Linked DNA regions of Homo sapiens: region 1 is linked to region 2. A link is an interaction called in ENCODE POLR2A ChIA-PET data of the cell type or tissue named here. Cell type or tissue: A673. All regions are shown on one strand. Each heading gives the region's core, and the rest is flanking DNA. Links, peaks and the distances in the headings are about the cores only.

Evidence for each region. Peaks named below come from ENCODE experiments on the same cell type or tissue, not always from the same donor. Only the 100,000 strongest peaks of a DNase experiment are listed, where the experiment ranks them.
Region 1: POLR2A ChIA-PET joins it to region 2 with 5 read pairs; 3 of 35 experiments call an interaction of 5 or more read pairs at or near these places.

Annotation. Positions count from the first base shown.
Region 1 is chr13:102,384,602-102,389,981 of GRCh38, reverse strand. All of the region lies in intron 2 of FGF14-IT1 (FGF14 intronic transcript 1), which reads left to right. It also overlaps a transcript of FGF14 not described here. Among named protein-coding and RNA genes, the nearest start is that of FGF14-IT1, 7.2 kb to the left of the region's middle. In A673, for the core only: no CTCF peak of the experiment used is centred there; a DNase peak (open chromatin) is centred at 3,301; H3K4me3 peaks cover 759 bases; H3K27ac peaks cover 3,603 bases.
Region 2 is chr13:102,440,746-102,446,125 of GRCh38, reverse strand. No RefSeq gene overlaps it. Among named protein-coding and RNA genes, the nearest start is that of FGF14-AS2, 49 kb to the right of the region's middle. In A673, for the core only: no CTCF peak of the experiment used is centred there; no DNase peak of the experiment used is centred there.

The DNA.
Region 1 (5,380 bases), core at 208-5,207, 56 kb after region 2:
TAACATCTAAAAATTTCAGGAACTACCAAGGGTCTCACAGTTTACCCAGCTTGCTAGTCTGCTGCAGTTACATGATGCTGGCAGAAGACAGGGGACTCCTGGGTCAGAGACAGGGGATTTTATCACTCAGAGCATAGAAGACAGCATGAGCTTCATGTGGTTGTCAGTTCCCTGTATGTCCCAAAATCCTTTCAGGGGCAATGCTGAGTGTCTCAGGTGGATGCTTGCTCACAGCGGATTTGTGTCATTGCTCAGTGGTCTGTAATGCAGCCATATCAGGAAATTCCCAATCTTTTAAGGGGCTTCTAGCAAAGCTGCCTAATCTTTCTCTGCAGGGAGGTGTTATCTTTATTATCCTGGTCAGGAAACAAATCTGTCCTCTAACCTGGAGGGAGGCACCATCTCTAGATGACAAGGTGGTTTGTTATGCAAATATTTTTGCAAGGACAGTCTGGTACAAAAGCTGTTAGAAGATGTGCAGTAATGCCATGAGAAAATTCTCATTTAAATCTATTTCTGCAAGGTAACTCTTTCTTCCTTTTCTATTTCTCTTGGCACTGCCATGCTTACTGCTCTGTTGATGTATTTACTCTTTAGAAAAATAACTGTTATTTGGAAATTATCTTAAAATCGATCATGAAGTTTTGAGAAGGTAGTATACATCCTATATGATAAACTTATCTGCATTTATTAAGTAACTAATATGTGATATGTTAACATTACATGTTAGTTACTGGGGGAGATTTAAAACATTCTATAAAGGTTTGGTCTTTGACCCACAAGTAATAAAACTAAATGTATGGAGAATACTAGATATGAGAAAGAATTCTGCTAGAAAACTCATCGAGGATGAAAGGGGAAGAAGGGGAAGAAGGGGAAATCTTTTAGAGAAGCATGACCTAAGTTGACTCTTGAATGTGTGTTTCTATTGGTAGGAGAGATAAGCATATTCTTGGCAAGAGGAGTAATGTGAATGAAAGTCAAAGGCTGGGATTATTTATGGATAGAGTGAAAGGTACATGATTGGGAGTTATGGGAAGTTAATGGAATCATATTTTAGCGGCTTAGTGAAATCATATTTTGGGGTCCAAAAGCCTTGTAGAGGAATTAGCTGGGATGTGGTGAAAATTAGTGAACTAGAGAACTTTTCCAAAAAGAGAAACGACATGATTGAGAATGGCTCAATTATAATTGGGTTGTATAACTGATTGTGGGGAGGGGCAGTACTAGGAGGAAGGAGGGATTTTTGTACTAAGAAAGCAATAAAATGAAAATGTCCTTCTGTTAGTTCGAAATGGGAAACAGGAGCTTGGATGAAGGGATGGTTCTGGGTATGTAATATGAGCAGGAGAGAAATTGCTCAGTAATTAGGAAGGGATGAATCGAAGGCATACGTTGAGAAATTGTGGGCCAGGAAGGGCATTGCTTTCTTGGAACCTGGAAGGATGCGTGAAACAGAAGGTGTAAATGAGAGACATGGGAGTCAACTGTGGACTGTGGTGCCTCATGGGAAAGTGGCCTCCATCGACTTTTGGAAGTCATAGATGGTTTGTTGAGAATGTGAGATAGGAAATCTAGTTAGCAGGTACATTTATGTTGTTGTTACATGTAGTTGATAGTTGTCTGAGCATACATTATACATCTTTCTATACAATTTGAGCCTACTTTGTAGTTTTAATTTTCTTATGCAATTTGGAGTCACTTTGCTAGCCCTGATGACGTTACTGGCTTTCTAAATAAGGGGAGAATGGCTTTGACTACTTTCTTCAAGATACACTGAACAACTTTGTAGTATTGACATACTCTTCTTAGCAGCATTTTATTTCCCTGCAAAATGATGTTTTCTACATTGAGTACACATGGACACAAAGAAGGGAACAACAGACCCCAGGGACTACTTGAGAGTGGAGAAAGAGAGGAGGATGAGGAGTTGAGGATCAAAAAACTACCTATGGCCTGGGCACGGTGGCTCGTGCCTGTAATCCCAGCACTTTGAGAGGCTGAGGCGTGTGGATCATGAGGTCAAGAGATCGAGACCATCCTGGCCAACGTGGTGAAACCCCGTCTTTACTAAAAATACAAAAATTAGCCGGGCGTGGTAGTATGCGCCTGTAGTCCCAGCTACAGGAGGCTGAGGCAGGAGAATCGCTTGAACCTGGGAGGCAGAGGTTGCAGTGAGCCGAGATTGTGCCACTGCACTCCAGCCTGGCGACAGAGCGAGAGTCCATCTCAAAAAAACCCAAAAACTCTCAAAAAACCAAACAAAAAAAAAACTGCCTAGTGGGTACTATGCTTATTACTTGGATGAGAAAATAATCTGTACACCAAACCCCTGTGATACACTATTTACCTACATAACAAACCTGCACATGCACCCCTGAACCTAAAAGAAAAGTTTAAAAATATAAAAATAAATGATGATGTTTTCTAGTAAAGCCCTGCAACTAAGAAGGACTGAAAATGTCATAGGCTATTTGGATATAAGGACTTTTTTTTTTTAACCAGTTTGGACCATTATTTTTTCTGTAAGAATTCCAGCATGCTGCTGTGGCTCTAGTGTTGATCATATGTTTTAGTAACCTTTATGATCATTGCTTAGAGGAGATACACATTAAGGAACAGTTGGCTAAAAGCACAACTTTTAGAAATAATTTTTGCTTTCCTTACTCTTTTCTGTTATAAAATTTGAATTGTGTTTCAAGGGGTCAGTATCTGGCTCCTGGATGTTTGAATGCTTAAGAATGACACAAAATTTATAAAGTGATATTTTAAGGAAGGTAACTTTTGTGAAAATGAGAGCAACTAAATTCTCAATGGCTATTCAAATTTTATAAAAATGTAACTAATAATGCCTTATTCTCAGCAGTTGCAATTTCTTTGATTTAAAACTAGGATCCTTATTGGAAATCATGGTTTATAAGACTGGTATTTATAGGGCCACAAGCATGATTCATACAAGAAGGGGAAGGGTCCATTTTAGGTGGTGATAGCAGTAGTAGACATACTGTGGTGGGAGCAAATTGGCAGCACAAACCTGAATTCTGTCATTTTAGTGGGTGAGTGAGTAGTGATTTAATCAAACTTTTCGCAAATGAGTGCGAATGCAATAGACAGCTGCACAGTACTAAATCCTGCAGCATTAAATAAACGGTTTGAATTTTGTATGAACATAACTTTGAATGAAAAAGTAAAATGTACACCCTTTCCATGTAGAGGTGCCACTTCGGAGTCACGAACAAATCTGTGTCATATGGAAATGTGCACAGTTTCCTACCCAGCCTCTCTGGTGCCAACTAACTTGTATTTGTGAGAGCCTGAGGAAAGGAAGTCAGGGTCATTCAGTTCACTCTGTGTCTTACAACTTTACTCTCGCTTTTGTTATTGAAAGCAGAAGGAGGCATTATGTCAGCGTATCTTGATAACAGTTTTTGCCTGACTATGCTTTTTCCTTTTAGTGTTACAGTTTTAATGTAAGACAAATCTTTGACCATTTTTTATGTATCCTTTCAAATTTATAATTGGTAGAAATACTTTTAAATATTTTTGTAGGGGCCAGGCGCGATGGCTGACACCTGTAATCCCAGCACTTTGGGAGGCTGAGGCGGGCAGATCACTTGAGGTCAGGGGTTCGAGACCAGCCTGGCAGACATGGCAAACCCCATCTCTACTAAAGATATAAAACTTAGCCTGGCTTGGTGGCACATGCCTATAATCCCAGCCACTTGGGAAGCTGAGGCAGGAGAATCACTTGGACCCAGGAGGCAGAGGTTGCCGTGAGCTGAGATTGCTCCACTGCACTCCAGCCTGGGAGACAGCAAGACTCCGTTTCAAAAAAAAAAAAAAAAAAATTACTGTATATTTTGTTGGGAGCTATTCTTATCTCCCTCCCCTTTAGAATTACAAGAAAATTAAGGAAAATAATAAGAGTTAGTACTGTTAATAAATATGCCAGTGTAAGTTCAAGGAACTTCAAAAATTGTGTAAAAGTGACGTTCGGGTAAAACACATCATATTTATTTCCTAAACGCTATATTACATTATGGCAAAATTGCTGTATTTTAAGCTGCTAAATAGTGAAATACTGCTTTAACACAGTACTTCACAGGTTAAATTTTTGTTTGAGTTTTCCCAATTTGAAAGGCAAATACAAAGCAAGTTGAATGTATTTATGGGTGTGTATGTATGCCAGACATTTAGCTTGGGACAAAATTTTAAGTGTTTGTGCACTTACCCCATCTGTTGGCCATTAGAATCTTTCACCCAAGAGAGCTACTCAGAAAGGATTGATATTAATAGTAATTTGAAGACAGAAATAAATAGCTTAGAAGTGGGTTCAGTACAAAAATAACTTTTTGTGTTTTAAATTTGTGATTTTGAAAATAAAAAATGATATTTCATATCCACATCAGTTCATTTCATGGCTTTCAAGTAGCTTTTGTTGAGATTATTTTAAATTAAAATTTAGATGCTGAGATCTACAGAATAGGATGTAATTGAAGAACAAGACATTTTTAAGTATGTCTGTTTCCTGTATCAGGTTTACTAGTCAGGCATCTTGGTTATTGGTATTTATTCATTGGTACAGTATAACCAGCTATTACTCACTTCTTCTCATAAGTAAGTAAGCCACATAGATAACTTAGAAGTAAGTGTTGGAATCTCCAAATGTGTGGTATATTTAAGTTACATTATAGGTTCTTCTATAGGTTCAGGGTTGTCTGATACCATGATTTTTCTGTATACTAGCAGGTATTAGAAGAAAGGCAGAAAATAAGATGCAAAAGAAAAAATATGTAGTCAGTAAGTCTTTAGGCTATTCAAAACTTCACAGGGAGGAAACGAAAAATGTTCTGAATAATTCTGTTGGCTGCTGTCTCCATATGGTCATTGCAGGAGTTTTAACATATCGTATATCATTGATTTCTATTGTATGTGGTTAGACATACTTGACAATAGTTGCCAATACTTTTACCTTATAGTCTCCTAAGGACTGCTATGACTCTTTCATATCTCCTTATTAATCTTTTATGTAAAAGAACAAAAGGTGAAAATCTCTGGTGTAGGTGCTGTCCTGCATTATTTTTTGTTTATTTTGTTTGTTTGTTTTTAGTTTTCCTTTAGATACTTTGTAAGCAGGGAGGAGATTCAAAGGTTTTGATTCCAAGACTTCCTTAAAAATTAATCAACTTGTGATGACTTTGAGAGCTGATCTCCAAGTTGATCAGAAGCGATGGTTTAATAAAACAGTAAATAAAATATGTAGACTGTGGCATGTATCTGTAAGGGTAACATTTAACAGTTTTTTTTCTGATTAGTATTGTAGGGTACAGTAATATCATAGAGTAATCTTTCATTTTTGTGGCTCTGATGCTATAGGGCT
Region 2 (5,380 bases), core at 187-5,186:
TAAATTTATTGAGACTTGTTTTGTGGCCTATCACATGGTCTATCTTGGAGAGAGTTCCATGCCTTGTTGAATAGAATGTGTATTCTGCAGTTGTTGGATGAAATGCTCCATATATATCTGTTAAGTCCATTTGTTCAAAGGTATAGTTAGATCCATTGTTTCTTTGTTGACTTTCTGGCTTCATGAGCTGTCTATTGCTGTCAGTGGAGAATTGAAGTCCTCCACTATTATTGTGTTGCTGTCTGTCTCATTTCTTAGGTCCATTAGTAATTGTTTCATAAATTTGGGAGCTCCGGTGTTAGATGTATATATGTTTAGGATTGTGAAATTTTCCTGTTGGATAAGGCCTTTACCATTATATAATGTCCCTCTTTGTCTCTTTTAATGGCTGTTGCTTTAAAGTTTGTTTTGTCTGATATAAGAATAGCTACTCATGCACACTTTGGGTGTCCATTTGCATGAAATGCCTTTTTCCACCCCTTTACTTTAAGTTCGTGTGAGTCCTTATGTGTTAAGTGAGTCTCCTGAAGGCTGCAGATAGTTGATTGGTGAGTTCTTATCCATACTGTGGTTCTGTATCTGTTTGTTGTTGTTGTTGTTGTTTTTTGTTTGTTTTTTTGACAGAGTTTTGCTCTTGTTGCCCAGACTGGAGTGCAATGGTGCGGTCTTGGCTCACTGCAACCTCTGCCTCCCGGGTTCAAGCAATTCTCCTGCTTCAGCCTCCCAAGTAGCTAGGATTACAGGTACCTGCACCATGCCTGGCTAACTTCTATATTTTTAGTAGAGACAGGTTTTCACCATGTGGACCAGGCTAGTCTCGAACTCCTGACCTCAGGTGATCCACCCACCTTGACCTCCCAAAGTGCTGGGATTACAGGCATGAGCCACTGCACCCAGCCGGTTCTGCATCTTTTAAGTGGAGCACTTAGGCCATTTACAATCAATGTTACTATTGAAATGTGAGGTAGGGTTGCATTCATCATGCTCTTTGTTGTTTGGGAATTTTGGATTTTTTTGTTTTTTGTTTTTGCTTTTTAACTTTTAGTTTTGTTTTATAGGTTCTGTGTGATTTATGCTTTATAGAGTTTCTGTTTTGATGTGTTTCCAGGATTTGTTTCAAGATTTAGAGCTCCTTTTAGCAGTTCTTGTAGTGGTGGCTTGATAGTGGTGAATTATTTCTCTCAGTATTTGTTTGAAAACGACTATGTCTTTCCTTTATACATGATACTGAATTTTGCTGAATACAGAATTCTTGGCTGATAATTGTTTTGTTTGAGGAGGCTGAAGATAGGGCCCAATCCCTTCCAGCTTGTAGGGTTTCTGCTGAGAGATCTGCTATTAATCTGATTAGTTTTCCTTTATAGGTTACCTGGTGTTTCTGTTTCACAACTCTTAAGATTCCTTCCTTCGTTTTAACTTTGGATAACCTGATAACAATGTGCCTAGGCGAAGATCTTTTTGCGATGTATTTCCCAGGTGTTCTTTGTGCTTCTTTTATTTGCATGTCTAGGTCTCTAACAAGGCTGGGGAAATTTTCCTCGTTTATTCACCAAATATGTTTTCCAAGCTTTTAGAATTGCCTTCTTCCTCAGGAGCACCGATTGTTCTTAGGTTTGGTCATTTAACATAATCCCAGACTTCTTGGAGGCTTTGTTCATATTTTCTTATTCTTTTTTCTCTGTCTTTGTTGGATTAGGTTAATTCAAAGTCCTTGTCTTCGAGCTCTGAATTTCTTTCTTCTACTTGTTCAATTCTATTGCTGACAGTTTCTAGAGCATTTTGCATTTCTGTAAGTGTGTCCAATGTTTCCTGAAGTTTTGATTGTTTTTTTCTTTAAATTAGCTATTTCCTCAAATATTTCTCCCTTCACTTCTTGTATCATTTTTTGGATTTCCTTGCATTGGGCTTTGCCTTTCTCTGGTGCCTCCCTGATTAGCTTAATAACTAACCTCCTGAATTGTTTTTCAGGTAAATCAGGAAATTCATCTTGGTTTGGATCCATTGCTGGTGAACTAGTGTGATTTTTGGGGGTGTTCAAGAGCTTTGTTTTGTCATATAACAAGGGTTGGTTTTCTGGTTCCTTCTCATTTGGGTAGACTCTGTCAGAGGGAAGTTCTAGGGCTGAAGGCTGTTGTTCAGGTTTTGTTTTGTTTTTTCCCCCACAGAATGTTCCCTTGATGTAGTACTCTCCTCCTTTTCCTATGGATATGGCTTCCTGTCAGCCGAATTGCAATAATTGTTGTCTCTTTTCTGGGTCTAACCACCCAGCGAGTCTACCCGGCTCTGGGCTGGTACTGGGGGTTGTCTGCACAGAGTCCTGTGATTTGAACCGTCTATGGGTCTCTCAGCCGTGGATACCAGTGCCTCTTCTGGTGTAGGTGGCAGAGGATACAATGGACTCTGTGAGGGTCCTTAGCTTTGGTGGTTGAATGCTCTATTTTTGTGCCGATTGGCCTCCTGCCAGGAGGTGGTGCTTTCTAGAGAGCATCAGCTATAGTAGTGTGGAGAGGCACAGATGGTGGGCAGGGCCCTAGAACTCCCAAGATTAAATGCCCTTTGTCTTCTGCTACCAGGGTGGATAGTGAAGGACCATCAGGTGGGGGTAGGGCTAGGCGTGTCTGAGCTCAGACTATCCTTGGGTGGGTCTTGCTGCAGCTGCTGTGGGAGATGGGGGTGAGATTCCCAGGCCACTGGAGTTGTGTACCCAGAAGGATTATGGCTGCCTCTGCTGAGTCATGCACATTGTCAGGGAAATAGGGGAAAGCTGGCAGTCACAGGCCTCACCCAGCTCCCATGCAAAGACATAAGAGCTGGTCTCACTCCCACCATGCCTCCCCCAACAGTCTGCTTCCAGGTGGAGGGCAAAGAAGAGCTTGAAAACTTTCCTGAGGCTTTCCTCCTTCCAGCTGCGAAAGAAAAGGGCTTTAGTTCTTCCCCTTCCTGTGAAGTCTGCATGCCAGATTCGCACTCTCCCCCAAGTTCTGGCCAGGAGGCTTCTTGCCCAGTTCAAATTGTTACAAAGGCCAGCTAAAAACCCCCTGTGGAGTTTTACCCCCTGTTCCTCTGGCCACCCTCCCTATGGATCCCTGTGGTGCCAGGCAGGAATGGGCTGCTTGGGGACCCAGCGAGCTCCCAGGGCCTTTCTGCTGCTTCCTCTACTCCCGTATTTCGCTGGGGTCGGCTCTCTAACTTGACTCAACTCCAGGTAAAGTCAGAAACTTCTCCCACAAACAGACCTTCAGCTTCTCCAGTGGGGGTGTGTTTTCAGGAGAGGAGGGCCTCCCTTTCCCACTTCTGTAGTTGGGGTTACTCATAGTATCTAGGGTGTCTTCGAGGTCCTGCAGGAGCAGTCAGCTTCCTTCAGAGGGTCTGTGGCTCCTCTCAGGATTGCTAGTTTGTTCCTGCAGTTGATCTGGAGCTAAAATTCACATTGCAAGCCTCCACATGCTGCTCTGTCCGGAGCTGCAATCTAGTCCTGCCTCCCATCCGCCACGATCCCTGCAAATCCCCACTAGTACTTCTTAGTTTAAAATTTGTCTTGGCTATATGAGGTTTAAAAAATAAGGTAACCAAATGATTTGTGAATATTCTATTTTATATGCTGTCTTGTTTAGTATGTCAGAATTTATTCTTATTTTTCACTCTTTCCCTAAAGCCTGAAAGAAGGGAAGAACAGGTTCCACATTCTCCCTATGAGACCTACTCATGATATATTCAGTTGTCCGTAATGTCTGACACCAGAAATGTTGGAGGGCTTCTATAGAGAGTTCATTAAAGTAAAGCTATTGAAGATATGTAGAAAGAAAAAAATGTTAATCAGATTAAGTCAATTTAATTATTTAATTTCACTTGTTGAACTGTCAGTATAAAGAAATTTGGGTCTGATATATTAAAGGTTAAGATGAATAGCAACCAGTCTATTTCAAGGAGATCTAATATTTCCATACCAATAGCAGAAGGTAAGGAAGAACTAGGTACTAGGTAACTTGCAGCATTAATCCTTTATTAGAAAATATTTTTCTCCCAAACTACCATTCAGTAATACTAATTTATGTTTATAAATCAATGTGGGTGGTTTCCTTGTTTGATTCAATGAGCCATGTCTTTAAGATTTGACACAGGGAGAAATACTTCCAAATTTTTTCCAGGTAAGTCTTTAATAACAGCAATGATTTGTCTAATTATTCCTCTGGTTTTGAACACAAATTAACAATTTCCCCCTTTTTAGAAATAATAACAAAAACATTTTAACTTTTTCTAGTTAAAAACACAGCAATGAGCATCTTTGCTTATAAAATCATACTACGTGTAAATTATTTTCTTGACAGTGCAATTTCAAGTCAGAAATTAGGATATAGAAAAAAATCCCACAGGAAAAAATAGGTCAAGATTATAGTGAGGTGGGAAAACAAGTAAGAAAAACTCCCAAAACAAGGTGCTATTTTTAAAATCTCATAAAAACAAGAGAAGAGAAAATTTTGTGAGCTTGAAAAAAAGTTAGTAGAGCTAGCTAACCAATCTTTCTTCTAAAATTTGGGAAAATAAAAAGAAGCAATAAAAACATATTGTGATGAATCCCATGCTATAACAAAGAGAAAAGAAGGGGCATGCTGGAAAGACATGTTTAGGAAAAGAAAAAGGAGTGTGTGTGTGTGTGTGTGTGTGTGTGTGCAATTTCTAGCTCTATCCATAAAGAGGTCAAGAAACAATGACCAGCTCACTATGAACACACATTCACAGCATCCAGACTATGGTCTCAAAGATCATTTCTATTTTTTAAAAAGAGGGGTTCTTGGAACATTGATTGTGGACAGGAAGTGTACAAAATGAAACTGGGACATTTTGACATACCAGATAGCATAGAAGCTATAAAAAGCTACTAGGTTTGTGTCAAAAGGACACAAGAGTCAATTCAAAGAGGCTTGTATTCACCAAGGGTAGGATAATTTGAACCTTAATAAAGATACAGATTTCAATGGGTTAAAAACTATCAAATATGTTTAAACTTAAGAGTCTGTAATGACTATCAACAAGAGAATATCAATCTATGTATCCTGCCTTTTCTATATAGCCGCTATCCCTGGGTAATCAAGTAGCAGATGAGCAGAAGTGTCGTTTTACAAAATTATTACAGCCAATAAGTGAAAACAAAATGATAGAATTAAAATATTACCATTTGTAAACTCCTGTGAATTAAAGGGTCCTGAGCATTGAGCATCAAAGGCTGCTAACATCAAGAAAGAGAAAGACATAATGTGCTTCATGATGAATGAACACACCACCACTCTAACCTTGCCAAAGGGATCAAATTGATTCTGATCAAGACTCTGGATCCAGCTGCCAATATGCAGGAAAAAGCAACATGTTGCCCTGAAGCATG